3 separate regions of the Mus musculus genome follow, and all the other regions are linked to region 1. A link is a loop called in an ENCODE intact Hi-C map of the cell type or tissue named here. Cell type or tissue: heart. All regions are shown on one strand.

Region 1 (8,000 bases):
TTTTAGGCAGGGACTCTACCACTGAGCCACACTCTCAGCCCCTCACTGGGGGATTCTAGGCAGGGGCTCTACCACTGAGCCACACTCTCAGCCCCTCACTGGGGGATTCTAGGCAGGGGCTCTACCACTGAGCCACGCCCCCAGCCCCTCACTGGGGGATTCTAGGCAGGGGCTCTACCACTGAGCCACGCCCCCGCCCCTCACTGGGGGATTCTAGGCAGGTGTTCTACCACTGAGCCACGCCCCCAGCCCCTCACTGGGGGATTCTAGGTAGGACTCTACTACTAATCCTCCTGCCTCAGCCTCTGTGGTGGTTTGAATATGCTTGGCCCAGGGAGTGGTACTATTGGGAGGTGTGGCCCTGTTGGAGGAAGTGTGTCGCTTTGGGGGTGGGCTTTGAGACCCTCCCATAGCTGCCTGGAAGACAGCCTTCTCCTAGCAGCCTTCAGATGAAGGTGTGGAACTCTCAGCTCCTCCTGCACCATACCTGCCTGGACGCTGCCATGCTTCCCACCATACTGAACAGGTAAGTCAGCCCCAATTAAACACTGTCCTTGACAAGAGTTGTCGTGGTCATGGTGTCTCTTCACAGGAATAAAACCCTAACTAAGACGCCTCTCAATCCCTGAGACCACGAGCATAAACCACCACACTCAGACCAACTGAGAAGCCTCTCCCGCAAAGCCGCCAGCCAGGGAGGCGCAGCTGGCACTTCGTAATCCCCTGGATCCCGGCTCACCTGCTGTCTGGCACCCACCTTCTGGAAGTCCTTCTTGGAGATGAGGCCACGGGGGTCTGTGACATAGTCCTGGAAGGCCTCAGAGCCTACGATGTCCTTGAGTTTCAGAAACATGTCGAAGAACTTGAGAATCATCTCCACATTGGACGAAGACTCCACGAGCATGTCCACCATCTGCCGCGCGATCATACCGTTCACCACGTTTCCTGCAGGAGACCTGGGTCAGTGCTGCCCAGCAGGGCATCTGCTCTGGACCCTCTGGGCTTGCTCGCTCTCCAGCTCAGGAGCCACCCACTAGGTGGGCCCTTTCTGGCCCCTCTCATGCCTCCAGGGAGAGGATCGGCTTGTGATCTGCAGTGGTGCACTGGCCAGCCCTCTCCCTGGGTGGAAAGATTATCAGCAAGGACAATGGAGGTACATGTCGGCAGTGGGGGCCACATGCGGGGGGGGGGGGCTGTGTCAAGAACACCTCAGGGGAACCTTACAAGGGCAACATCACTGTATGGCTCCCCCAGCAAGAAAGACTTGGAGAAACTTGCGGGTATATAGCTGGTAAACAGGCAAGGGAGGATTCACACCCTGAGCCTCGTGAGCCCTCAGCTCACACACCTAAAAGCTCCACACCAATGAAGCTGGGTATGGAGGCACTTGTCAGAGATGCCAACACTTGTGAAGCTGAGGCAGGAGGACTGTCGTGAGTTCTAGGCTAGCCTGGTCTATAGAGTGGGACTCTGTCTGGAAAAATTAAAAGTAAGAACACTTGCGTATGCACCCAGCATGTATACGGCCTGGGTTCTAGGGTTCCATCCCCAGCCCCGTGCATAAGAGAAACTACCTGAATGCCCGTCAGTGGAGATTTAATTAAATGAATTTACCTTACACTTCTCGATGGAGTACTATGCACCCACTTAAAAGAATGAGGAGGCTGAGCATAGTTCCCAGTGATGGGAAGAGAGGGAAAGGAAAGGAGAGGAGAGGAGAGGAGGGGAGGGGAGGGGAGGAGAGGGAAAGGGAGGGGAGGGGAGGGGGGAAGGGAGGGGAGAGGAAGGGAGGGGAGAAGGGAGGGGAGGGGAAGGGGGGAGGGGAGGAGAGGAGAGGAGAAGAGGAGAGGAGAGGAGAGGAGAGGAGAGGAGAGGAGAGGAGAGGAGAGGAGAGGAGAGGAGAGGAGAGGAGAGGAGAGGGAGGGAAAGAGGGGGGAGGGAGGGAGAGATGCAAGAAATGTTTCTCAGCTAAAATACAGTTTTGTTTTGTAGCATATAGCATGTAGTCCAGGCTGGTCTCAAACTCTACGTAGATTAGAATGGTTCTGATTTCTTAAGTCTCCCCTCTCAGCATTCTGTGCACTGAGATGACAGTTGTGTGCCATTGTACCCGTCGTTGTCATCATCATCATCGTCGCCATCATCATCTTATGTGTATGGTGCTTGCTTTTACATATGTTTGTAGGCTACATATGTGCAGTGCTCTCAGAGGCCAGAAGAGGGCACTGGATCTTGGAACTGAAGTTACAGGCTGCCGTGTGGGTGCTGCGAGCTGAACCCAGATCCTCTGGGAAAGCAGCCAGTGCTCTTAATTGTTGAGCCATCTCTCCAGCTCTAGCTTTTTTTTGAATATATGAGTGCTATATCTCCCTGTATGCCTCCATGCCACAAAAGGCATCAGATCTCCTTACAGATGGTTGTGAGACACCATGTGGATACTGGGAATTGAACTCAGGACCTTTGGAAGAGCAGTCAATGCTCTTAACCACTGAGCCATCTCACTCTCCAGCCTGCTCCAGCTCTAGTTTTTGTTTCTTTGAGAGAGAGTTTTTTCATTAGGGCAAGCTGACCTGGACTCACCATGTAAGTCGGGCTATTATTATTATTATTATTATTATTATTATTTTAAATCAAAGGCTTTGTTTTAAGTTGCTAAATTTGGTGGCTATTTGTTATGCAGCAAAACTGATATATTTAATCACTACCCATGTACTATATTGGTTTATTTAATAAATATTTTGTTTTGTTTTTCGAGATAGGGTTTCTCTGTGTAGCCCTGGCTGTCCTGGAACTCACTCTGTAGACCAGGCTGGCCTTGAATTTAGAAACCTGCCTGCCTCTGCCTACCAGGTTCTGGGATCAAAGGCGTGCGCCACCACTGCCGGCTTATTTAATAAATCTTAAGTTCACAGATAAAAGTCTTCAGGCAACTCATCTTATTACAACGTCTGTGTGGAATCAATAAATTAGCATTCATATAGTCAGAAGATGTCTGTTGACTCTTGCATGGCAACCTCTTCATCACCGTTGTCCCTAGCATAATGTCAGATGGGGCTCAGTGGTAGCCCCATTCTTGGGTTTGCCTGCACCCCACCCCGGTCCCTACCCCGCCTCCAGTGCTCACCTTCCAGGAGGGACAGCAGCATCACCACCATGTCCTTCTGTAGGTCCAGCAGCTCCTTCAGCAGCTCTATCTGGCTGGAGTCCTGTAGGGCATACAGAGATGTGAGAGGCTGCCCCCTGCAGCATGCCTTCCATTGGTTTCCGGCTCCCTCACCTATCCAGTGGGGCCTAAGTCCTCTTCCTCCTTTCTCTTACCTCTGAGGGAACCCGCGTCCAAACATGTTCCTCGGAAAGCAGAGGAAGGGCAGAGAGACAAGATTGTGGGGTGGGGTTGGCACCCAGGGGCAAATGTGTGTGGGGTATGAGGCTGGCAGATCAGGAAGCCGTGAGTCTTGGAGAGCAGACATTCAGGACGGAGCAAGACAGACAGACAGACAGACAGGGACAGATACTGTGGACAGAGACTCAAATCTTAGGAGGATAACATTCCAGCCTGGTGCCTGGTCTATGGGGCGGTTGGCCATGCCAGAGCTAACTGTGATGGGTGGGTGGGACCGTGAGGAGGTGCAAGAGGAAAGGCTGCAGGTGAGGTGGACAGCTGTGCAAGTTCTGGTATGCCATTTGGGGGAGCCTAAGAACATAGTACATGCCTGACCGCAGTGTCCAATGTGGGAGCTCACAGAAACCTCTGTCAAAGTCCCCCGTGGTGGCATCTGTACTATACTGAGTCACATGCACATGCCATTCATGACTTACACATGAGCTGTGCTACCTGGTTGCACTGTGAGCCGCTCATTCTGACCCTAATGCAACCCATGGTTTCAAAGTTTGGTATTCTGACCCAAGGCCTCAACAAACTAGGAAGCAAGTATCTCTAGGTTAAGTGGGCCTGGGCTCTGTGCCTTCCCACGAGCCTGTCTTAGATGTCACAGTTGAGGGGGTGAGTTATAATTCTTTCAGAGCTCATGGGGCTAACTCATGGCTCTAGGAATGAATACATCAGTGGGTCTGGCCAACCTTTCTTCCCTAGGGCTGAGACCACTGGCAAGCACATGACCCAAGATAGCAGTTAGAGAATCTTGGATCTTTTATTTAAAACTTTTAGGAAAGACCTGTTTCACACAGCCTGGAGCTGCTAGTGTGGTGAAGAGAAGCCTAGCACCATTTTTTCTCAGGCCCTAACTAAATGATTCTAGGCAGGTGTTCTACGACTGAGTCACACTTCCAGCTCCTTGTATTGAATATCCCTTATCACGTGTGTCTGGAGTACGGCTGATGAATTATCATAATACTTGAAAGTGTGTTTCCACCAATATTTAAAGTTTACAGCAACATCACACGGCCAACTGTACTGAGAAACTGAAAAATTTCAGTTCAATTCCTTTCATAGTCAGATGGCACTCTGGACAAATTAGGAGGTCTCTGCTTTCTTAAGACACTGCTTTGTGGGAAATTATATGGAATACTTGTCTGCCACCTGCCGGACAGTTATTGTACTGCACCAATATATTTGCAATGGTTAGGTTGTGTCTAGCGCCACGTGGTTGCCCGCGGAGCACAAACTCGCATAACTGTACATGGAAGCTTTGACTAAGGCGACCAAGCAGAAGCACAAAATGGATGAGGTGTGCGCGAGGCATTCACGAAGCTGTAGAGGAGCAAGGCAAGTATTCTGGGAGCAGGATCCTTACATCATGGGTACTTGGCACGGGAGTCTTCTGCCGCAGGCAGGGTAAAAGAAGGAACGCTTCAGCCCCAGGTCCTAACCTAGCAACATAGTCCCATCCTATTCCCCAGAGCTGGAAGAATCTGGGATGACCTCATTAGAAGGAAAATGGTATGAACCTGTCCTAGAAGAGTTCTGGACGGGAGGGATGGGCTCCAAAGTCAAACCGGTGGAAGTATAGGTGGGAAATGAGCAGTTTAGTGGGAAAGAGGAAAAAGCATGCAGACGACCAATTCAGAAGGGGTTTGGGCCATAGGGAGCGAACCTGTCTGGAGCATGCGCAGAGCACTAGGGGACCGACCAGTGGGACAGGGGCCGATCAGGGGATTCTAGGGGATGGCTGGAGGGAAAGAGCTGTTCTCAGACGAACTCAAACCTGAGCCAGCTTCATCATCATGTGCGCGAACACGTGCAGGAAGCCCACCACGGCATCCCAGAGGCGACTGTGCGCCAGACTCTGCTGGTTTCCGGTGCAGGGTCCCTGGGGAACAAAGGGTGGCCTGAAGCCTCAGCAGGAGCGCTGGATGCCGGCAGCTCCGCCTCCGCAGGTCCCCGAGTGCGGACCCTACCTGGATGTACTCGGTGAGGCTGTTGAACACTTGTTTAGCTACCGACATGGCTTTGGAGAAGTTTCTCTTTCCCTGTTCCTCGATGACATCCTTGCCCGAGTAATACCAGTAGAAGTCACTGATGGATTCCTGTGGGTCCGGGAGGGCATGAAGGATGCTGGAGCCATGCGAGGTCCCTCGGGCCCCTGGCTCAGGTCCCATGGGGCTGGGCCACCCTTCCTCACCTGCAGCCGCAGGAGGTAGTCCACTGTGCAGATAATGATATTGATGGTGGTCGTGTTCCCAGTCTGTGTCCGTAGGTAGTTTTGGAAATCTGAGGAAATGAAACATGTATTCATTCAGTGAGCGCCTGTGTCTGGGGAGACAATGGTGTCTGCTCATTTAGGGTTAGGATCAGGGTTCATATTTCATGCCTACTGTGTGCCGGAAGTCATGAAATTACCTTTGGAAGTATGAAGTATGTGTGCCACACAGGGATGGAGGGTCACTTAGATATTTGACATTTATCTAAAGACACTGCGGAGGTTCTCCGTGCAGCAAATGCAGTGGGGATTCAGCCCCCCACTTCTCTTTCCTATTCTCTCTCTCTCTCTCTCTCTCTCTCTCTCTCTCTCTCTCTCTCTCCTCTCTCTCTTTCTTTGTAAATTTTAAAAGATTACTTTATGGGCCTGGAGAGATGACTCAGTGGTTAAGAGCATTGGCTGCTCCTGCACAGGTCCTGGGTTCAATTTCCAGCACCCATATAGTGGCTCACAACCATCTGTAACTCCAGTCCCCGGTGATCTGACGCCCTCTTCTGGTCTCCTCGAGAACTGCATGCACACAGGGCCCATACATACTCGATACCCATACACACGAAAAAAAATTTTTTTTTCATTTATTTAGGTATGGGTATGATAGTCCCTGTCATTAATTTCAGCACTAGGAAGACAGTCAGGTAGATCTTTGTGAGTCTGAAGCTAGCCTAGTGTATTGGGCAAGTTCCAGGCCATTCAAGGCTACAGTGAATCCTGTAAATTTTTTCATTTGTTTATTCCTGAGGTGAAGCAGGGGAGGGCTAATACATGCTGGATGCTAATAAGGCTAGAAGTCAGCTCTCTCCATCCACCAAGTGCGTCCTGAGAAGGAGTTCAGGTCACGAGACCTGGCATCAAGTCCTTTATCCACTGAGCTGTTTAACCAGCTTCTCTTTCTGTTTCTCTGAGACAGTCTGGAGAGTGCCTCAGGCTAGCCTTAAACCCTCTTACCTCAGACTCTCACCTACCAGAATTACAACTGTGCTACCCTCACACCCAGCTTCAATTGTTTTTATTTATATTAAATAATTAATTAGTTTAGTGTTTTTTTTCAAGACAGGGTTTTTCTGTATAGCCTTGAGTGTCCTGGAATTAGCGCTATAGACCAAACTGGCTTTGAATCCAGCGATCCATCTGCTGCTGCCTCCTGAGTGCTGGGATTAAAAGCATGTGTCACCATTCCCAGCTTCTAATTGCTTTTTAATTAAGTTTTCCTGAACAAATATTTAATAGATAGAGATAAAATCCTCCATTTCTTTGTCCTTGTTCTCTTCTTTTGTTTTGTTTTATTTTGCTTTGTCTTGCTCTTTGAGACAGGCTATCATGTAGCCCAGGCTAGCCTTGAATTTAGTATGTAGCTGAAGAGACTGGCAGATCCTTGGTTCAGCAGGTCTAAGTGGTAAAGGTGTGTATATATGGCAGGGGACACTTCTTGTTCAGTGAGAAATCCTGTTTCAAGACTATAAGGCAGAGAGTAACAACAGAAGACACTTGATGCATGACAGTCACACGCATCACAGTCACACGCATCACAGTCACACACATCACAGTCACACACATCACAGTCACACGCATCACAGTCACACACATCACAGTCACACACATCACAGTCACACGCATCACAGTCACACGCATCACAGTCACACGCATCACAGTCACACGCATCACAGTCACACAGATCACACAGTCACACAGATCACAGTCACACGCATCACAGTCACACGCATCACAGTCACACGCATCACAGTCACACGCATCACAGTCACACGCATCACAGTCACACGCATCACAGTCACACGCATCACAGTCACACGCATCACAGTCACACAGTCACACACATCACACAGTCATACACACATTACAGTCACACACATCACACAGTCATACACACATTACAGTCACACAGATCACACAGTCACACACATCACACAGTCATACACACATCACAGGCACACACACACAGATCACACAGTCACACACATTACACAATCAGACAGTCAGACACAAACACACATCACACAGTGTCATAGATACACAGAAACCTCTCACAGACACACACACAAAGGCAGGCAGACAGACAGACAGACAGACAGACAGACACACACACACACACACACTTTCCCTCTGGGTGGTTTGTGGCTTTCTATGTACTGTGAACATTGTAAACACCACCTTGTGGCACTCGCTTGTCATGGGAAACAGCTTGCAGGGAAGGTTGGTTAGGCTTTAGGCTGCTCTTGGTTTCTGGGCTCCCTGGGCAGCCAGGCGGCTTGGACTCGTCCTGCCAGAGTATCTCAGCACAGGGACTGCAGGCCTCTGCCACCACGCCCGGCTTAACTGTCCCTT
Region 2 (8,000 bases), 480 kb after region 1:
TTCAACGTGAAACGCCTTATTCACCAGATCTCAACACCTCAGAACAATCACCAGCAAAAGACAATTCCTCCTTCCCCGTTTTGCGGATGATAAAAACGAGGTTCGGCGCGGTTTTCCCAGACCGCAGCTCTATAGTGGCAGAGCTGGGACGTGCACCCACGTCTCCCGGACTCCAAGCTCTTCCCCACCGTGCCCGGTTGCACCTCTGGAAAGTTGAGCCATGCGGGCATGAGTCCCGCCGGGTATGGAGGGCGTGAGTCCCGGCGCTGCCGCCCCCCACAGCCGATGCCCACACCCGGCCGTCCGCCTGGTCACCCCGCCTGCACTGACCCTCCGGGTCCGAGCAGCTATCAAATCCCCACCACCCTTGGAGGAGACTGCTCCTGCACCAGGAGCCACGTACCTAGGCGTACCGGCCACACGCCCCGCGGGCTCCTCGACCGCGGCGTTCAGCACGGCGCGGTTCGCTAGAGACGCCGCCAGCTCCAGTGGCCCGAGTGACTTCCAGGCTGCCCACTTCCAAGCCGCTTCGCGCGAGGCCTCGTGGGAACTGTAGTTTCTCCCTAAGAAGCAGCGCGCTGAAGAGAGCCTGGCGCGCGGGGTCTGCCGGGAGTCGTAGGCACGCCACCGCACCGCCTTCTGGGAATCGTAGTCTACTGGTCGGTCGGTGCAGCTCCAGTCTCCGGAGGACTTCCGCAGCCCCGAGGGGTGTGAGGCAGGGAGGCGTGTCTTGTGTCGGCTCCTGCCCGGGAGCTCCTCACCCGTTCAACCGGTTTCTCCTTTCTCCTCGCCCGGTCCGCCTTCTTCCTCGGCTCGCGGAACCTTTAGCCGTCCCTCTCCGCAGGGCCGGAGTCTACTACTCCGAGCCTGCGAGCCTGGGGAGGGGCGGGAAGACTGGAGCCCTGCGCTAGACCCCCTTCAGCGCTGGGCGGAGCGGGACGGCGCGGCGCGCCCTCGCGCACGCGCGCTCTCCGGCCGACTCAGCCCTGGATGGTTGGGGGTCCCCCCTCGGGGCGGGGGTCGGAGGACTTCTTTTCCCACCCCCTTTTGGAACGCGTGCGCGTGCCACCGTGCACCCGCGCGCGCTCTGGTTGCCCGGGTCAATCCGCCAGGTGCGGGGCTGCGGGACTAACCGTTCTGTTAGTGGGGTCCTCCCACATCGTTTTCAAGGTAGCTTCCCAGGTCCCCTCTAAGTCTGTTCGTCTCCATAGGAGCTCCGGGGTGCCGCAGAGCTCGCTGTCCCTTCTCGGGAGTCCTGTCACAGGTAACAGGCGCGGCTCCTGCCCGAAGGAGGTGGACACACCTACCTCCCGCCCATGTGGATTCGGGGAGCCGGAACGTGAGGACGCGGCTCCCCGTGTTCCTCTCTGCTCCAGACCAGTCCCCGAGATGGGAGGCGCAGAATCACGACCCATAGGGGCTGCCTGGAAGGCTTTTTCTCTTCTATTCATTCAATAATGCCATAGTCTGAGGGTAACTGCTGTTTGTTGAGTGCCTATAGCCTGGGGAATGTCCAGATTTAGTCCACTCGTAGACATGAGTGAAGATTCGACCTATAAAAAAACAACAAAAACACTCCATAAGGAATTCTGAGGTAACTGCCTCGAATTGCTCAGCCCTCATGCATACGCTTTCTGCTTAAGCCTGCGCCCTGCCTGGCAAGGTGTTCATTATGACATGACAGAAAACACATATTTCTTATCCGGACAGATCAGAGGCGTCATTCACGTGCCCATTCATTCAGCAAAACGTATCATATACATCTAATCCAAGTCACTGTAATCGCAAGCAGTAATAACCTAGCAAAAATACCTACATAAACTAAGTTTAAATTTTGAGACTGGGTTTCCTCATGTAATTAGCTGGCCTGCAACTTTTTTTTTTTTTTTGGTGTGGGAGACGGTTTCTCTGTGTAGCCCTGGCTGTCCTGGAACTCACTCTGTAGACCAGGCTGGCCTCAAACTCAGAAATCCGCCTGCCTCTGCCTCCCGAGTGCTGGGATTAAAGGCATGTGCCACCACTGCCCGATTTGGGCCTGGAACTTATGTCCACACAGGGGGCCTTGTACTCACAAAGATTGCCTGCCTCTGCCTCCAGGTGTTGGGATTGAAGGCATGCACTACTATGCCTGATCAATTTAAATTTTTACATAAAACCAGGCCGGTAATCATAGCACTCACAGGCTAAGGACAGGAGGGTTAGTGCATAGAGAGTTCTGGGCCATCTTGGACTACCAAGTTAGAACTTTGGGGGGGGGGGGGAGCATAATTTTATATAAAAACTCCCGAAGCCTACCTTTCCCTGAGACTCTTTAGACTTAAAGTTAATGGTTGCTAGGGAAGAGGTGTTTTGTTGAGTGGTATGGCCAGCAGTGAGCCGCTCATGCCCATATGAATAAAACCTCAACCATGCTCTTGTAAGGGACTCTAAACCAGCTGGTTCACATAAATGGATACAATAAAATTTACACAGAACACTCAAGATGAATATCCACAGGCAGTGGTGGCACATGCCTTTAATCCCAGGACTTGGGAGGCAGAGGCAGTCAGGTCTCTGAGTTTGAGGCCTGCCTGAGCTACAAAGAAAGTTCCAGGACAGCCCAGGCTGTTAGAGAAATCCTGTCTCAAAAAAAAACAAAAAACAAAAAACAAAAAAAAAAAAACAAAAAAAAAAAAACAAAGCAAACCAAACAATCTCAATGATGAGCTGTGATATCTCAAAATGTAAATATGTTTCTGTTTCAGTTTACAATTTAATTAAAAGTATGAGACACCAACAACGGCAGGCAGTCATTTGTGGCATGGATTGTTATAACTAAAGGTTGGAAACTGCCCAATGTCTATTAACAAGCCAAATACACTGGCAGAAGGTCTGTAATTTACCGGGAAATTCACTAGGGAAGTGGAGGCAGGAGGACTGGGAGTTCCTTGGCTGCACTGCAAGGCTGATGCTTGCCTAGGCTACATGAGATAGCCCCTCCCCCCATACACACAGGACCAATAGTTATTAATAGGAATTTGGGTGAAGGGTCAGGCATATACTCTGCAACTGGCAACTGTTATAAAATGAAGTATAGCTCTATATATTAATATGAGCTCATCTCTAGATAGAGTGAGAATGTATGTATACTGTGTACAGACATATGTAGAATATGTATTATACTCCGATATGCACAGGACACCTTTAGAGGGATACAGAAAGGATAGAACCAGGTCAGTGTTATGAAGAGGAAACAGGACAGGTAGCCAGCTGTGAGATGGTGACGCTTTGCTCCTATGGCCCTTGGTATCCCAATAGTCTTTCCATGTTCGTCTTAAAAGCTAAGGGGGGATAAGAGCTAACTCACATAGTACCTTCGGAAGAACTAAATGGGGTCTAGGGAGATAGCTCAGAGGTCAAGAGCACATACTCTTGGACCTCTGACATGGGACCAGTCTCCTGAACCCATGTTAAACAGTTCACAAATACCTGTAATTCAGGTTCCAGGGGATCTGACACCCTCTACCGGCCACCTTCCAGGGCACCTGCACTCATGTGCACATGCCCCCTCCCAACACATACACAGAATTAAAAAAGAAAGAAAGAAAACAGTATTATGTAAAATGCCTGGTCAGTTCTCTGTGGCCGGTGCTATTTATATTTGTGACTAGGTGCTACTATTCCCAGTTATCTGAGCTACCTCGTCTATTCACTGGAAACTAGCCCACCATATTAAAGTATGTTTGTCAGCCATAACGAAAGTTAAAGTGCATTCTAGCCTATTGAATCTGCCCAAAGTCCAAGAGTCATGCTCTCAGAAGACCACGTGGACAAGTTTCAGCTCCATAGCTGTAATGCCATTCAAAGAACAGAATAAGCCAAGGTGGCCTCTCTAGTTTATAGGCAGTGAATGAGGCCCTTCTGGTCCCAGCTGGACTACCTGCACGCCTGTCCCCAAATGTGAGGCCTGCCTGGAAGGCAAGGCCTTCTAATTCATTCAGGGTCTGCCAGCAAAGCACAGGATGCATACCCTCCCCCTTTTGGGTGCTCGCTCCTTGTTAAGTACACTCACAGCAGCCAGCTCCCCGAAAGACTGAGGCAGGAGGACCACCTGAGTGTGCACACATACCAGCAAGCACACCATGGGATTTAAGTTTGAAACAGTTAAAGACTGAAGAAGAAAAAAATGTAATAACCTATCACTCCAATTGTCCCATTGTTAACTTTGTGACCGTTTGTTGATGTCTCCTTTGCCTGCTAAACTGTAAAGTCTAGGAAGCAAGAAGTCTGTTATCTCATATGCTGTTAGATTCTATGAAGCCAAGGAGTGCCCAGAGGCATGCAGTGTGGTGGAGTAGACTGCCCCCTGCAGGCAGGTCTCTCATAAGGCAGGGCTCATAGGCCACCTGCTTTTCCTCAGATACAGTCTGTGTATTGGATCTAAGGAAAATTAAAAGAAACAAACAAACAACCTGCCCCCCCCACACACACACACAAACACAGAGACCTGGGTTTTCTCTGCAGACATCAGGAAAATAGCATATCTTAGTCTCATAATCACTCTGACTACAGACTGAGTGCTACCAATAAATCATTTCTGAGTTATCAAGCTGTCAGTCACTACCATTGGAACCAAGTCCTCCAGAACTCATTCCAGACTCATTCTTAGGGATCAGCCTTGAGTCTAAGGATGAAGTTGGGAAGGGCTTAGGGGAGGGGTTTTCTCTGGTTCATCCTGATGAATGAGCTCAAGGAAGGACTGACAGAAAACACAAACCTTAGTGAAGACTCATTTGTGTTCCCTCCACCCCCAAATCCCAGCAGTGATAACCCAAAGGATCCCAACTGTGAATTTTGTAGGCTGGTGAAGAAAAGGGGGGACTCAATGGGTATACTGAGAACAATAGGAGCTACTGGCAGGGACTGCAAAATTTCCACACATGATATCATCTCTGGTTCTGGGGAGTAAGGAGGACCGAGTGAGGTAAATTGTGGGTCTGATGAGCAGTAGTGAGCTAGCAGAGCCTCCCTATCTCTGATACAGGTGAGTTCAGAACTGTGCATTGGCTCTTACATCTTGATTTGAGGGTTGGGGATAGGGTCAGTCACATAATAGTCCTGGCTGGCATGCCCCTTTCTGTTTAACCCAGGATAGCCTCGACCCCAATCATTATCTGGTTCTCCTGCCTCAGCCACCCAAGAACTGGAACTGCAGGTAGTCTTGAACACACGTCCTTCCTTCTCCGAACAGATTCCCACTCACTCTACATAAATGTCCTGCCTGCGGCTTCCTCTCTGCAGACACAGGGCTTAGCCACACTGGAGGGGAGATTCTGCTGACTCTGCTTCTAAAGGCCCATGCCGTTTCTCACAGCAAACTCCAACAGCTTTCTAAGCAAATGGCCCTCCATGCTAGTGTGCAAGAGATCAGTTAGAGAGCTTGTTAAAAGCCAGGTTATCACTGGGTCTTATATAGGAGTTTACAATGCAGTAGGGCTGGGTTTGGTCCACGACAATTTGCCCTTCCTTCCTTCTCTTCTGCTCCCCCTTTCTTCCTCATTTTTGGGGGGGTTTGGGGAGCACTGAGATAGGGTATCTCTACACAGTCCTAGCTGTCATGGAGCTCAGAATATAGAGGAGGAATTCAGAGAGATCAAATTCAGAGAGATTTGCCTGCCTCTGTCCCCAGAGTGCTGAGATTCTAGGTGTGGGCCACTGCCTCAGGCTAAAAGGACTTGTACTAAGCAATCTAATAAGTTCCTAAAACACTGCCGAGCAGCAGGGCTGGAATAACACCCTGGGAAACATCCTCTCTCAGAGACTGGGTCCTTCCCACAGCAGTCATGGTTGGCCTTCACTGCCCTCTGCTGGCCACGGTATAAATTTAGTCGTCATGTTTATAGAGCAACTGGGAGTATGAAGAAGGGAAGGGGAAGAAAAGAAAAAAAGCAAAAGGGAGGGGGAGGGGAGGAAGAGGGGATAAGCAGAACGGGGAAACGGAAAGGAGGAGATGAGATAGGAAAAGAAATGGAAACCCAAGGCCTCTTGGAGCCAATGGTGGCTGTCTGCTGCTTCAGAGTATGCATATCAAGGCTCTCTCGGGAATTCTGTCTAGTCCTCGGAACATTGAAGATAGAGCATGGTATAAAGCAGGCAAGATTGGCATTTTCATCTTACAAATGAGGAAAAGTGGGTTTAGAGATGAAGCTCTGTGGCAGAGCACACACTCTGCATCCACGAAGCCCCGGGTTCCATCCCTAGCACTGCATAAGCCAGGCATGACTGTCATCCCCAGCACTCAGGAGCTGTGAGCAGAGGAACCAGGAGGTGAAGCCATCCTCTGCTGTACAGGAAGTTCAAAGCCAGCCTAGGATATACAGGCTATCACACAACAAAGGGAGACAAAACCTAAACCTCGAGCCAAACTAAGCTCCACTCTCTTGGGTACCCGCAGGTCCGTAAGCCACCTTCCTAAGAAGGGCCAGGGGGAAACTAGGCCTGGATGGCGACTTCTAGGCTCATTCCTAAGTGGATTGATTTTTTGAAGCTTCTGAACGACACCATTCAACAAAGCAAGGTAAGGCACGGGTTTTTAGGGCATTAACATGTTATCGGTGGGCCTCTATACATCTTATGGTAATAGGCACTTCACAAAAGCTATATATGGTCCACAAAAGCAAGAACCAGGACAGACCATTGTTGTCACCTCAAAAGAAGGGGGCTACCAATTTCCAAATAACCGTACAGACGTAACAGTGAGGCACAGTGACGGTGGCACACAGACATTTGGGAGCATTGTCAGAGGAACCACCCTGTGTGAAGAGGAATTTCCTAGAAGGGAAGAGTGTCTTACTCGCTGTCTTGTTGCTGCGAAGAGACACCATGAGCAAAGCAAACCTTATGAAGGGGAAAACTCTCATCATCATGGCAGGAAACACGCTGGAGAGGTAGCTGAAAACTACATCCTGAGCCACAGGCAGAGAGAGAGACTGGGCCTGGTGTGGTCTTTTGAAACACTTCTTCCAAAAAAAAAAAAAAAAAAAAAGACATACCTCCTAATCCTTCCCGCACAGTTTAGCTGGTAACGAAGCATGCATGTATATGAACCTCTAGGGGCCAATCTCTTTCAAAGCACCTTAAAGAGTAAGATACCAGCAGTATAGCTGGCCTTTTGGCTACTTCTTGGTTTCTTTTTTTCTTTTACCCTTGTCCACCCCTCTTCTTCCATCCCTTCAACCCCCTAACACTAAGTAGGAGAGAAAGAAGGATAGAGGGGAGCCGAAGAAAGAAAATAACTCCCCAAGCAAAGTCAGCGGTAGGAGAGGGGTGATGGTACTGTTAAGACTTTCTGCTGGCTAGGGGTGTGGTGGTTTGAAAATACTTGACCCAGGGAGTGGCATTGTTAGGAGGTGTGGCCTTGTGGGAGGAAGTCTGTCACTTTGTGTGTGTGTGTGGGGGGGGTGAGCTTTGAGACCCTCCTCCTAGCCACGTGGGAGACAGTCTTTTCCTGGCTGCCTTTGGAGCAAGCTGTAGCACTCTCAGCTCTTCCAGCACCATGCCTGCCTGGAAGCTGCCATGCTTCCTGCCTTGATGATAATGGACTGAACAACTGAACCTGTAAGCCAGCCCCTATTAAATGTTGTCCTTTTTTTTTTTTAAGTTTTAAAGATTTATTTATTTATTTATTATATGTGTGGACACTGTAGCTGTCTTCAGACACTCCAGAAGAGGGCATCAGATTTTTGTTAACAGATGGTTGTGAGCCACCATGTGGTTGCTGGGATCTGAACTCGGGACCTTTGGAAGAGCAGTCCGTGCTCTTAACCGCCGAGCCATCTCACCAGCCCAAATGTTGTCCTTTTTAAGAGTTGCTTTGGGGGCTGGTGAGATGGCTCAGTGGGTAAGAGCACCCGACTGCTCTTCCGAAGGTCAGGAGTTCAAATCCCAGCAACCACATGGTGGCTCACAACCATCCATAACAAGATCTGACTCCCTCTTCTGGAGTGTCTGAAGACAGCTAC
Region 3 (8,000 bases), 65 kb before region 1:
ATTTCTCCTCCCGAGCAGCAGCCGTGGCCAGTTGTTCAAGTTGCATCCTACACAGAAGCACCTGCTGCGGATGCCTAGTTGTGGTCCCACCCAGAGATGGCTCCTTGATTTCTACACAAGATGGCTGAGGGTGGGGCAGCATACCAGCCCTCCCTCCTCTAGCACCTCAGAGCTTTCGGGAACAGTCATTTATTTGCTGTCCCCAGGGTTAAGATGAGGTCTAGTTCCGGGTGCTGGCTCCGGTAGGGTAGGTCTAAAGGCCGGAGCAAAGGGTGTGTGCCCCACCCTGGTTCCCTGGGCCAGGATCCTCAGGAGGAATGACGGGTGAGTGCTGACTTCAGGGAGGGATGAACATGCCAGCAGTCCATTCCCTGGCATGACAGAACAGGCCCCAAGGGAGATGGGAGTGGCTGCACATTTACTGGGTCACTTATCTCCACTGACCTCACCCCTGACCCTGTGCACACTGAAATCACCTGTTCAAGGTTTCTTGGCCAGAATACCTGGAATATCTTGGGTGTGACATGAACTGGGTGGCTGGGAGGACAGCTGACAAGGCAGACAGTCTGGTAACCTTTCCAACTATAACCTCCAGAAAGGCCAGCCAACAACCTGGGCGACAGATCATCAGAGCCCAAGATGAATGCTTCCCGCTTCCTCATCTGTGTTTCTCTGGTGAATCAAGGAGTTTTGGATTACTGAAAAGCAGCAGCTAAGGGCTGTTAGAGGAACAGAGCAAAGCACTTCAAGTCGTCCAGTGTGGTGTGTGTACATATGTACACGTGGGGCTCAACCTCCCAAAGATTGCGGTTACATGTGTGTTGTGATGCTCAGAACCGAACCACACTGAATATAGCTTTAGCACCAATTAAATCAGGGTTCCCTGCTGGCCTCCGAGCTCAGCAGCGTGGTTAAAGAGGCTGGCCAGCTAACCTCGGGGAAGCTCCTGTCTCAGACTCCCCAGTGGAAGGGGTTACAAGTGTGTCACCACATCTTTTTATTAGAGCAGCAGAAAGCTTATGGACTGACCCCCTCAAACCACCCCCCCCTCTTTTTTTTCGAGACATGGTTTCTCTGTATAGCCCTGGCTGTCCTGGAACTCACTTTGTAGACCAGAAATCCGCTTGCTTCTGCCTCCTGAGTGCTGGGATTAAAGGCATGCGCCACCAGGCCCGCTCAGCCCCCCCTTTTAAAGACAGAGCCTGGTGCTGAGGGTGGCTTCTGATCCCCGATCTTCCTACCTGCACCTCCCAAGTGCAGGCTGTCACCCCTGCCAGCCGAGGAAGCACTAAGCTCTCCTTCCCAGAAGCAGGTGACTTGTCAAAGACAAGAACATGCTCTGCTCTCCTCTCTGAGGAGCCCAGGGCCCCAGGGCGGCACCTCCCAAGGCCATTCACTGGCCTCAGCCTACCCCATCCTGCACTGACTCACAGGTCAGAAAAGGAGGGGCAGGGAAAGGCAGCAGGGTGGGACAAAGGAGGAAGTGGCATGGGGGACGCCCGAGAAGAGGGAAGGGCCCCAGCTTGGGCCACAAGTTGGCTCTCTGAGGGTACAGGCAAGAGACAATAGGGCGGAGTGAACAAATCTTTATTAACGCACACTGGCTTACTGGGAGGAGGCCATGATGCTGGACACACCTGTTGAGGAGGAAGAAACAGGGTGAATTTGTGAAGAGAGGAAGAGCCACCTCCCAGGGAGCCGCTGTCCTTCAGGGCCAGGTCACAGTCACCACAAAGGTAGTCTGGTGCTGTCCTGTTTAGTGGTCTTGGATATGGTGATAGCATAGCCATCTATTGTACAGGATTAGAGTTAAAAGAAGAGCTTGACCAGTCTGGCACTAAGTACTGCATGTGTTTAGCCCTGGCCTAGGTCCATGTGAGGGACACTGGCCGGGCCGGCAGCTCTCCACTGCAGATAGAACTGTGTGGACTTCTGAGACCCAAGCATGGTGGACACTTTCTGTAGAGGTCAGAGCACCCAGTGGGAAGTGACACAGCTCACTGATGCTCAGCTTGGCCACTGACCAGCTGGTGGCCCTCAACAGAGCCAAAGTTGGGAGAAGGGGGAGGAGCCCTAGCAGGAGGCGTGTCCCTGTCCTTCCCCACTTCAGGTCACTTCCTCTGAGAGAAGGATGAAGCAGGGCACCTAGCTAAATGCCTGTGTCACTTTAGGTAGGCTAGGCTGGCCTTGAGCCTCCAGAGTGCTGAGATCAAAGACACCACACCTACTTTTTCCTCTTTTGGGATAAGACTGTTTATTCAAAATGTGACAGGAACGGCTGTCACTGCCTTTCACTCTGCGCCTGGCTCTCTCTACACGAGGAGGCAGGCACTGTGCCAGTTCTAATAGTTTCCAAGTTAGAACAAGAGCAACTACCTTATGGTGGGACCAAATGACTCATCGAGAGCCACAGCCCTGAGTGGACAAGTCTTTAATTCCAGCACTCGGGAGGGAGAGGTAGGTAGAGTTTGAGGCCAGTCTGGTCTAGAGGAATGCCAGGGCGGGGGGTGGGAGGGAGGGGGGGAGAGAGAGAGAGAACATGGACGGCTCACATCCAGCAGGGGAGACTACTCAGCATCCCTCACAGTCTCTCCCTGGGCCAGCAACCTGGAATCTGGCAGACAGTTCCCAGTCCAGGAATACAGGCTCTGCCTCGTGCTTTGCACACCCAGCACTGCTCTCCCACCAGGACACTGTCTTCCCTACAGTCTGCGGCCCCAGGCCACTTACTGTCAAAGTCAATCTTCTCCACGATGTTCTTGGGCTTAATGCTCTCTTCCTGGCTGCAGATGAAGACCTGCCCTGACTCGTCAGCGCTCCAGCCGTACTTGCTCATCCACACCTTCAGCTGGTTGTCTGCAGGTGACATGGGCGGAGGTGTTGGTGGCCTGAACCCTAACACTAGGGGCTTTGGAGGCAGAGGAATCGGGGCTGAGCAGGCCAAGCCCCCTTTGCTAACTGCTCTAGGCCAACTCCTGCCTGGACAGCAGCAGGACTCGGAAGAAGAGATCCTCTAGGGCAAAGCCAGCAATCTGGGGCTCAGTCTCCACTTGGCCACCAGGGGGCGCACTAGCCTCTTTCTCCTAGTCACATAGGGGTTTTTCTGTAGGTTTTTGGTTTTGGCTTTGGTTTTTTTTTTTTTTTGAGACAGGATTTCATGCAGCCCTGGCTGGCTTGGACTCATCATGACGTAAACTCCTAATACTCCCGACTCTCTTCCAAGTACCAGGACTATAGAATTTGTGCCTCCAGGCACAGGTTCCCTTAGTTTCTTAACAATACTATTTATTTATTTTAAAAATAAAAACAAGACAAAACATTTATTTAGGGCTGGGGAGATCAGCGAATAAGAGCACTGACTGCTCTTCCAGAGGTTCTGAGTTCAATTCCCAGCAACCACGTGGTGGCTCACAACCATGAGATCTGATGCCCTCTTCTGGTGTATCTGAGGAGAGCAATGGTGTACTCATTTGTGTGCGCAAATGTGAATGTACGCAGGTGCTCCCAGGGTGAGAAACTGCATGGAATTTCTTGGTGCCTGTGACCGCCCACAATGGGTGCTGGACCCCGCAAACCTTCTTCCGCATCAAGCAGGAGATAGATGCTCACAGCTGCCGAACCTCTCTCCGGCCCAGCGCCACTTTTTGCAAACTCAAGTGCTGAGGGTTTTGGTTTGGAGGGACCTTTTAAGAACCTCATTGTAATCAAGGCTGGGCCTTCTCAGAGCCGTCCCATGTCCTGTCACCAGAGGACAGACCACGGAAGTTCTCCAGAGATGTGTATGCTTCCAGGGCACGCAGGCACAGCACACATGACAGGCAGGCCCCTGCTGCAGGAGGGCCACACTGGCCTCCTCTAGAGGCCGAATGCCATCCCTCCAAAGCAGCCCTGCTACCCTTGGCAACACCAACTACAAGGTGCTGATGCTTCCACTTCGCTCCATCCATGAAAAGGGCCTGAGCTCTCCTATTCACTGCCAAGGTCAGCATCAGGACCACTGTCTGACATGTGCATCTGTTAACTGGTTGGTGCAGAGGCTCATGCTATAGCCCAGGCTGGCCTGGAATTCCAGACAATCTTCTTGCTCCAGCTTCCTATAACTGGAATTCCAGGAGGACAGCACTACACCTGGTCAGGGTGTTTTCGAGGCAGTGTCTCACTACATAGCCCTGGTTGGCCTTGAACTCATGGAGATACAGAAGGCAACATCCTATACCAAACCCTCACCCACACTCTGGGGCAGGTAACAACCTCGGAAAGGTGCGGTGGGTTCCCCTGAGCTGCCTGAGGCCCCATGCCCCAACCACCTTTTCCTCTCAGACTGACAGAAACAGCACCAGGCCTCACCAGTCAGGTCTCCGAGCATCTCGGCCAGCAGCCAGCGGTCGATGTGCTGGTACGTGATGCCCACCACGTGGCAGATAACTGTGAGAATCAAAACAAAGACAGTCAAGAGGCCGCTGGCACGTAATCCAGGAACGGAGCTGTGTGAGAATTCTGAGGGCTCTTCTGTGTCCCCCGCAGGTGTAGTAAACAGCAAGGGCTTGCTCCAGATTACACACAGCTGCTTCTGTTATTAAAAAACCACTTCCAAGCGCAGCTTTATCCTCGGGGCTGTATATGGCTTGAACTTTGGGAACTGTGCTCGTATGACCATGCTTAACTTTCAGAATATAAACTTATGCTCTAAATAAAATTGGCTATTGCACAAGGCCCAGTCTGCCTCATTTTTAATCCCCCTTCTCCCAAGTCCCTGCTACACTGCCTTAAGCCCTCGGGAACCCAGGCTCCCAGGACTCACATTTTCGGACAGAGTCTTCAAAGCCAGTTATGCCTTCCAGAAGGTCCATGTTCTCATCCAGGGCTTGCTGTGGAAGAAAGGATGCCCCAGTATTAACACTAGCACCATCACTCAGCATTAACCAGTCAGTGCTGACGTTGTGGAGGCTGAGACAGGAGGGATCAAAAGTTCTGAGTCAGCAGGTGTGAGCAATCCGGGTACAGGAGATCGTGCCTCTGCCTGCCTGCCTGCCTGCCCACCTGCCCGCCCCTGTCTCTGGTTTAAGACAAGGTTTCTCTGTGTAGCCCTAGCAGTCCTGGAACTGGCCCTGAAAAACCAGGTTGGCCTTGAACTAAAAAAATCCACCTGCCTCTGCCTGGCTGGGAAGTCCAACAACCAAATCATAGAAGGTAAATGTGTACACACACACCCAGGCAGGTCATCTGTACACTTTCCATTGCCTCCATCTCCTTCAGCCACAAGGGTCTCCTCACTAGACCTGCCTACCTCAGGCCCTTTGTGCGGCTTTGTGCCTGGAAGTTTCCTCTTTGCAGCTCATCCTTCACCCCTCCAGGTTTTTACTCTCAGCAAAACTCCCTTAAACAAGAGCGGGAGAGCTGGGCAATGGTGGCGTACGCCTTTAATCCCAGCACTTGGGAGGCAGAGGCAGGCAGATTTCTGAGTTCGAGGCCAGCCTGGTCTACAGAGTGAGTTCCAGGACAGCCAAGGCTACACTGAGAAACCCTGTCTCAAAAAAACAAAAACAAAAAAAAAAAAACAAAAAACAAAACAACAACAACAAAAAAAACAACCCAAAACCAAACAAACAAACACAAGAACAAGAGTTGGAGAAAGAAGGGCTTCACTTTGGTGGAAGCCATTAAGTTGGGAGAAAACCTATGAGAGCAACTATCCTGGAAGCCCTTGGCCTTGTCTGCACGGGAAACTGGACACCTGAAGGCCAAGGTTACTGTGGGTCTAACAGGAGATGGTGTGTGCTGAAAGCTGAGCAGAGGGTACCACAGAACCCTCAGTGAGCAAAGCAGAGCAGCTTCTAGGTCAACAGGGGAGGGGGGCACTGAGAACGGAGACCCACAGTCCCTGGCCTGACCCACTGAACATGAACTTTTGGGATATCAGACTTTTCTGTTTTGTATTATTTCTTCAAGCCCTGGCTGTCTCTTTTTTTTTTTTTCTTTTGCCATTGTGTTTTGGATAGTCTTGTTATATAGTCAAAGTTGGCCCCAACTCTTCTTTTCTAAACATTTGTTTTTTAAAAATAATTATTAATGTATTATTATTATGTATTATTATAATTGCTCTTTTCACACACACCAGAAGAGGGCATCAGATCCCATTACAGATGGTTGTGAGCCACCATGTGATTGTTGGGAATTGAACTCAGGACCTCTGGAAGAGCAGCCAGTGCTCTTAACCGCTGAGCCATCTTTCCAGCCCCCTAAACATTTATTTTAGAAGGCAAGATTTTGGGCTGGAAAGATGGCTCAGTGGTTAACTCAGAGGTCCTGAGTTCAATTCCCAGCAACCACAGGTGGCTCTCAACTACCTGTTATTTGATGCCCTTTTCTGGCAGTCAGGTGTACATGCAGATAGAGCACTCACATGCATAAAATAAATAAATAAATAGTTTTTAAACAGGGGAAGATCACATATATATACATATTTTTTTGGTGTGGTTTGTGTGCGTGTGTGGTTTTTTGAGACAGGGTTTCTCTGTGTAGCCCTGGCTGTCCTGGAACTCACTCTGTAGACCAGGCTGGCCTCGAACTCAAAAATACACCTGCCTCTGCTTCCCAAGTGCTGGGATTAAAGGTGTGCGCCACCACGCCCGGCAAGGCAGATTATATCTTTATTTATGTGAATGTGAGTGTATCTATGTGTAAGCATGAGGATGTGTGAGTGGGTGCCCATGGTGGCCAGAAAAGGCTGCCCAACATGGGCACTGGAGCCAAATTCTGGTCCTTTTTAATAAAACAAAACACACACACACACACGTATATACATATCTATATATGCACACAGTGCACATATACAATGTGTATGGGTGTTTTGCCTGCATGCATATCTGTGTACCAAGTCCATGGAGGCCAGAAGAACATGGGTCCCCTAGAACTGGAGTTACGGATGGTTTTGAGCCATTGCTGTTAACCTCCCTGGCCTGGAGCTCTGTCCTCCACCTCCTAAGCTCTGGTACTCAGGACAGGGCCACCAACCCAGCTTAGATTCCCCCTGGGTGTCTGTCCATGTAAAGGCTGGAAAGGCAGAGAGCTCGGAGTGGATAAGAGAGGGTTCGTTTCTAAGGGCTCAGAAGGAGGGGACAAGGTCAGCCGCAGCCACGCGGGTCAATCCTGGCTCTATGCAAAGAGGAGACGCCCTGAGCACAGAGCCCAGGACCACTTGGCTACCGCTGCCTTTGCTTGTTTGAGATAGGTTCTCATGCAGCTCAGGCTGACCTCAAACTCCCTGTGCAGCTGAGGGTGACATCGAGCTCCTGATTCTCCTGCCCCCCTCACACACACTCCACCCCCGCCCACAATCTTTTAGAAGTATAGGTGTGTGCTAACGTGCCGAGTGGGGATGGCACCCAGAAGACATTACCCAGAAGGCTTGAAAGTGGCAGGTCTCCAGCAGGTCCCCGAGGTACAAGATCTGCCGGATGGGCCGCTCTTCTTGCTGGCATCATGATGCATTAAGGAAAACAATGCAGGAAGCCATGGGACTAGCTCAACCCTCTCCACCCATCTCCTAGTGGAGACGGTGCCCCCCAAAGAACTGGGAACTCGAATCAGAGGCGTAGTTCAGCAGCACAATGCTTGAGTCCTGTGCTGCACATGTGTGAGGGTCTGGGTCCCATCCTCAACACCACAAAAAATACCCACCACTTGGGAGACAGAGGCAGCGGATCTCCGTGAGTTCAAGCCCAGTATGGTCTCCGAATCAATTCCAGCTCGGATGATAGAGCAAGACCCTCTCTCGAAGTTCATGGACAGAAATAAATCAAAAACTCTGAGCCAACAAAATGGTTCAGCAGGTAAAAAAAATGCAGTGTGAGCCCAAGGACCGGCATGCCTGGAAGCCACAGGTGGACGGGGAGAAGTTCCAGCCCAAGTTGTCCTTTGACCTCCACGTGCACTGAGACACTGGAGCACGTAGAGCAGCCAAGACTGGCTCAGCACCGAGCAGGCACTGTGTTTTTGTT

What was found. A loop is a pair of places that touch in the nucleus more often than their neighbours do. Peaks named below come from ENCODE experiments on the same cell type or tissue, not always from the same donor. Only the 100,000 strongest peaks of a DNase experiment are listed, where the experiment ranks them.
Region 2: it touches region 1 in a loop (2.3-fold over the local background); 8 of 42 quality-filtered maps call a loop at or near these places.
Region 3: a loop joins it to region 1, with 7 times the contacts of the local background. A loop is called at or near these places in 26 of 42 quality-filtered maps.

What each region holds. Positions count from the first base shown.
Region 1 is chr7:29,035,223-29,043,222 of GRCm38, forward strand. It overlaps Ryr1 (ryanodine receptor 1, skeletal muscle), which reads right to left. Exons shown (of 106, transcript NM_009109.2): 85 at 5,583-5,671; 86 at 5,359-5,487; 87 at 5,166-5,270; 88 at 3,125-3,206; 89 at 758-945. Among named protein-coding and RNA genes, the nearest start is that of Gm38979, 9.6 kb to the left of the region's middle. In heart, CTCF peaks have their summits at 2,219 (motif pointing right), 4,565 (motif pointing left) and 6,176 (motif pointing left); DNase peaks (open chromatin) are centred at 4,579 and 5,309; H3K4me3 peaks cover 1,385 bases; H3K27ac peaks cover 1,163 bases; H3K27me3 peaks cover 573 bases.
Region 2 is chr7:29,518,062-29,526,061 of GRCm38, forward strand. It overlaps a transcript of Sipa1l3 not described here and 4932431P20Rik. Among named protein-coding and RNA genes, the nearest start is that of Sipa1l3, 17 kb to the left of the region's middle. In heart, CTCF peaks have their summits at 175, 3,513 (motif pointing left), 4,341 (motif pointing left) and 5,841 (motif pointing left); DNase peaks (open chromatin) are centred at 600, 4,350 and 5,810; H3K4me3 peaks cover 1,574 bases; H3K27ac peaks cover 1,372 bases; H3K27me3 peaks cover 4,961 bases.
Region 3 is chr7:28,969,802-28,977,801 of GRCm38, forward strand. It overlaps Eif3k (eukaryotic translation initiation factor 3, subunit K), which reads right to left. Exons shown (of 8, transcript NM_028659.3): 4 at 7,400-7,474; 5 at 4,802-4,868; 6 at 4,348-4,425; 7 at 2,731-2,856; 8 at 1,571-1,637. The coding sequence ends at 1,606. Among named protein-coding and RNA genes, the nearest start is that of Eif3k, 8.1 kb to the right of the region's middle. In heart, CTCF peaks have their summits at 3,072 (motif pointing right), 3,404 (motif pointing left) and 6,087 (motif pointing right); DNase peaks (open chromatin) are centred at 330, 2,180, 2,280 and 2,890; H3K27ac peaks cover 774 bases.